2 separate regions of the Mus musculus genome follow, and region 2 is linked to region 1. The links are chromatin loops, found by intact Hi-C in ENCODE. Cell type or tissue: left cerebral cortex. All regions are shown on one strand.

Evidence for each region. Peaks named below come from ENCODE experiments on the same cell type or tissue, not always from the same donor. Only the 100,000 strongest peaks of a DNase experiment are listed, where the experiment ranks them.
Region 2: it touches region 1 in a loop (2.1-fold over the local background); 1 of 42 quality-filtered maps calls a loop at or near these places.

What each region holds. Positions count from the first base shown.
Region 1 is chr11:113,510,309-113,512,808 of GRCm38, reverse strand. All of the region lies in intron 4 of Slc39a11 (solute carrier family 39 (metal ion transporter), member 11), which reads left to right. Among named protein-coding and RNA genes, the nearest start is that of Gm51928, 53 kb to the right of the region's middle. In left cerebral cortex, no CTCF peak of the experiment used is centred here; a DNase peak (open chromatin) is centred at 1,395.
Region 2 is chr11:113,558,131-113,560,630 of GRCm38, reverse strand. It overlaps Slc39a11 (solute carrier family 39 (metal ion transporter), member 11), which reads left to right. Exons shown (of 10, transcript NM_027216.5): 3 at 1,082-1,120. Among named protein-coding and RNA genes, the nearest start is that of Slc39a11, 6.4 kb to the left of the region's middle. In left cerebral cortex, no CTCF peak of the experiment used is centred here; DNase peaks (open chromatin) are centred at 268, 639 and 1,167.

The DNA of each region.
Region 1 (2,500 bases):
ACAGATTTGCTGTGTCTGATAAACTTTATATAACAATTTTAGCAACTGGATATTTTCCCTTGCTTAATTTATTTACCTCCAAGACAGCATAGAGGCAGCGTAGTCATCACTGACTCCCGATGCAGGTGGTGACCTTGAGGTCATGAGCATCTTGATAGGGGGCAAGGATGGAGCCCAGGTGACCCACGGGCTCCTGGGCCCATGGACCTCAGCTGGTGATGCCGAGGTGTAATGGTTCATATTAATTGTCAACTTGACAGTCTATAGAATCACCAAGGAGATGAATACCTATGTATCTTTTACAAGGAAGCTTCTAGATTGGATTGGCTGAGGTGGGAAGTTCTACCTTATCTGTGTAAGGCCTCATTCTGCCGGGGAGGGGCCGGACAGAGTCAAAGGGAAGAGTGGGCGGAGCACTCATTCTACAGGGGAGGGGAGTGGGCGGAGCACTCATTCTACAGGGGAGGGGCCAGACAGAGTCAAAGGGAAAGAGTGGGCGGAGCACTCATTCTACAGAGGAGGGGCCGGACAGAGTCAAAGGGAAAGAGTGAGCGGAGCACTCATTCTACAGGGGAGGGGTAGGATGGAGTCAAAGGGAGTGGGCAGAGCACCACCACTCATCCCTCTCTGCTTCCTGAATGTGGACACCATGTGACCAGCTGCCTCATGCTCCTGCTGGCGTGCCTTGCCTGGCCTGATGGGCTGTGCCCTAAAAGCACACTTTTTCTTCCTTAGATTGTTTTTGTCTGCTGTTCCACAGCAACAAGAAGAGTGATGGACACACATGGTCTGAGATGGGAAGGTATCCTCTTTTTGCATTTTTCTCTCTCCATGCAACTTCCTTCCTGATGTAGAAATACTGTTCCCTGAGTCTGGTGTCTTTTAAAGCGCTCTGAGCTACAGAGTACCCACGCCACCCGCAAGGCGCTAGCTATTTTCCTGGGTGTGGTGGCCGAGGGAAAGTTGGGTTTCTGCATAGCTGTGACCTGGTCAGTCTTTGTCTCTTAACCTGACAGTGGATACTCGGGATTCTTCAGAAGGGCGAGACAAGATACCTAGGGACCATCTGGAAGCTTGGATGGTGGCATTGGATGGTAGACTAGGTGTGTGAGTGGGCTGATGCCAGTGGATATGGGTGGAGAGCCTCGTGGGACATGGGGAATGGGACATGTCTTCTCTGGGCAGCATGCAGGCTGGAGAGTCGTACACTGTTGGTAAGGGTCGTCCACAGCATGGGGATATTTCATGTAAGAGTAGGTGGCATAAGGGACTGGCTCAGTTTGGTTCAGAGCTGGCATGCAGACCAGAGTCAGAAGACGAATGCACCAGGAAGAGAGCCATATGTGGCTAAGAGTGGGTAGAACCAGGGCCTCAAAAGCTGGCCAGCTCCTTTGGGACTCAGTGAGGCAACGTAGGCCCCAAGGCGGCTTTGGTCCACCCACATGGCTGCTCACATAGCACATAGCAGCTGATTTGTAAAGGAACAGATCTGCCAGGAGAGAAGACTAATGTTACCACAGTACTGGAGGTACAGGCCTCTCGTATCTTTCGCCAGGCCAGGTCAAGGCTTACTGGCCAGTTCCTCCTGAAAGAAGAGGTGTCTGAGAGGCCACACTGATATAATGCTATCTCCTCAGGGGCGGAGACTGCAGGAGGGTGAGGCGAGGAGGCCTGAGAGGGTTCTGTGTTTGTGTGTGGGAGACAGACTCTGCCGAGCATGAGGTGAGGGGTGAGCTGCAGGCTGGCATGGGTGAAGTGAGCTCACGGGAGCACTGGGCATTAGGGCACCCATCTGTGTGGTGTGTGTACATGGACTGTGTGAAGGAGACAGGGCAGTGCTAGAGGGGTTCGCTTTAAGGCTGTGGTCAGACTTAGCGTCTCTGGTGAATGAAGCCGTGGAGCCAGGGGGCCTGCCCATCACTGTCAGACGCCCCTTCCCCACCTCCCCCAGGGCTGCCTTCATTATGTTCCAGTCAGCCACCCAACCCTCTGACCTTGTGATGTTATCCTGAAGGGACTGGTCAAATGCAGCCCAGGGCCACATCAGCTCCATCCCCCCATTTACTTGACATCCAAAGCTACCTTCATGGGATGGGACAGTGCACTTGCTCGCTCAGCCTTCCTGGGGAGTGGGTCCCAGGAACCCCCTCACCAATATAAAATGGCATAGTGTTTGCACAGAAGCCACACAGAGCCTGGGAACGTTAACTCACCTGCACGCTACTGGAAATATGCTACTGGAAACATGTGTGAATGTGTGTCAGTTATGACTGTGCCCTGTAAGGGGATCACAGGAGGAGCCTCTGTGTGCTCTGTGCAGATGCGCGTTATGGGCCAAGCCACACGAGGGAACAGGATGAGAGGCAAGCGTGCAGAAGAGGAGGGGCCTGTAGGCTGGCAGGGGCTGTGCATCATCCCACACAGCTCTTCATTGATCAGCCACATAGCCAAGCTTTGCTGGAACTGGAACGTTCTGGAACCCTCTGGAACTCTTCCAAAT
Region 2 (2,500 bases), 48 kb before region 1:
GGAGGAAGAGAAGAAGAAGGAGGAAGAAGAGGAGGAGGAGGAAGAGGAGGAGGGAGGGAGGAATCGAAAACATCTTGTTTAAAAACATCTTTTTATTGGAATAGATGTACTCAGAAAGGTGCACATTTTATACCTATGCAGTTTGATTATTATTTTATAAAGGCCCATGTATCTGGACCTAGATCAGGTGCCAGCTTCTCACGGTCCCTTCAGGCTCCTTCCCAGTCACCACGCCCACTCAGACTTTCACTCCATGCAAAACACTCCCACGCTGCCCGTCTCTCCTACAGTGTAGACATCACCCCTGTTTGGCTGCTGCTGTCAGGTTCTCTGCTCACATAGCTGCTACTGTTCTGTGTTGGGCTGAATCTACCCTGCTCAGTTCCCAGTTTACTTAATGCTTCTGCCTGTTGTGTACATACATGCATGCACACACACAGTGTGTTCTTTGTGTGTGCAATGTGTGGGCATGTTTTCTCTGCCCTGTGGTATTTGGGTGTTCTTGTTGGTCTATCTGTCTTAAAGAGTCCTTAAAGAGGACTTTGTGCAGTCTCTGGTTTGGGGCTCTTGGTAACAGCGCGTGGATTTGGGGATTCCCAGAATGCATTTCTGTCATTTCTCAGCAGTGACGAGTATACTGCAGTCACTTGCTGTCAGTCCCACTACACGGCTTTCTGTGTGACGTGGCTGTGCCAGTTTGTGTCCCCACCCGTGTGACTGTTTGTGTTGCTCCAGTGTTCCTCACTAGCCCTTGGTCATTTCCACATTTTAGATCAACTACTTCCTAAGGGCATTAGGGGTGCTGGGTAAGAAATAAGGTGTGGGCCTGTGCATTCCAAGACCACCTCTCCTGCCAACTTCTGGTTGACACTGGAATGGGTGTCATGTTTAACTGTGTCCATGTCTTCCTCCTCCTTCCCCTGTTTTTGGCCCATTCTGTAAGGTCAGGAGGTCACCACCAGCTTAGAAGTAGGTCAGTGACCTTTGAGCCCTTTGGGCTTTATGACAGTCTCCGTACTGATGCCACACACACCATCCTGTGGTCCTTGGAGACTGAAACATCTCCCTTTTTCATTTGCAGAGGCGGATCTTAGACGGAAGCCTGGGCTTTGCCGCAGGGGTGAGTTCACAGTGGGTGAAGTGTGTTGATTCTAATCTTTCCCTCCCTGGGGCTGGTGCCAGCCCTTCTCCACACCCGTCCTGATGTGCTCTCTGTAGGAGCTAACTCCTCCTCTGACTGTCTTCACTCCCCAGCTTACGAGGTACTCTCTACTCTTTCCATGGAGAAGGGAGTGGTTCAGGACTTAGGAAATAAGATGACATCAAGACTAGCCTGATAAATGACAGGAATTTAATGTCTCCTTTTCTTCTCCTTGAAGGGCGTTCAAAAGGATTTTTTTTTGTATCTTTATTATGTGTATGTGTCGGGGGCGGGGTCTCGGGTGGTGTGTGCATCTGAGTACAGGTGCCCCCTCCACAGGTCAGCGATGTCAGACCTCACTAGAGCTGAAATTACAAGAGGTTGCAAAGCTCCTGCTATGGGTGCTGGGAATCGAACTTGTCATCTGTAAGAACAATATGTGCTCTTGACTGCTTCCCCGTCTCTCCAGCCCCAGGAATTTTTATTTTAGGTACTTTAAAGCACACAAGAAAAAAAAAATCACCCATAATCTTTAGCCTCACTACGCAGTACCCACCTTCAGTCATGATTGACACTTGGCAAATCTCATTTTATCTGTCTCCCTTCTGCCTTCTTGGGAGCTGAGAATGTTTTATAAAAGCAAATCCCAGATCCATGTAATTTCACCTGTAAATTCAATATGTATCTCAAACTGAGTGACTTCCTGTGAAACCGCGAATCAGTATGGCAGCGTCTCATCTGACAGAAGGCAAACAGCGATTCTTCTCTGTGAGCGAATGCCCGAGCCGTGTTCACATTCCAAGGGGGCCCCCCCGCGAGATTGTTCTGCAAGAGCGGATCCAAAGAGAATTTGCTGGCTGTTTTCTCTAAGTCGCTCAGGTCTCCCCCATTGCGACCCCCCCACAAGCTGGTAATTTGTTGGAGAAGCTGGGCCTTTTTTGTTTCTAGAAGGTTCCACATTCTGAGTTTGGTGGGTCCTTCTGTTCTTGATCTCTGCAAACTCAAGAGATAGTCCTAGAGGCTTAGTTCAGATTTTATCTTTTTTCAAAAATCATTTCAATGAGCCAATCGATTGTGCCTGCATGTGAGCGTACCTGTGCCACAGCATATGTGTAGAGGTCAAAGGGCAGCTTGCAGGAATTGGTTTACTACTACTGCCATGTGTGACCTGAGAATCAGACTCTCGTTTTTAGGTTTGAAGGAAAGCTTCCTCCCCTGCCCCCGCCCCCCCCCCCCCAGCAACTTTGCAAGCCCGGATTTTATTTTTCATGTGTGAGCACATTATGGTGGTGCTGTATAGTCCAGCTGTATGGCTGTATCAGAAGGCACAGACTGGGGGCTTTCTCTTTGAGTAGAGCA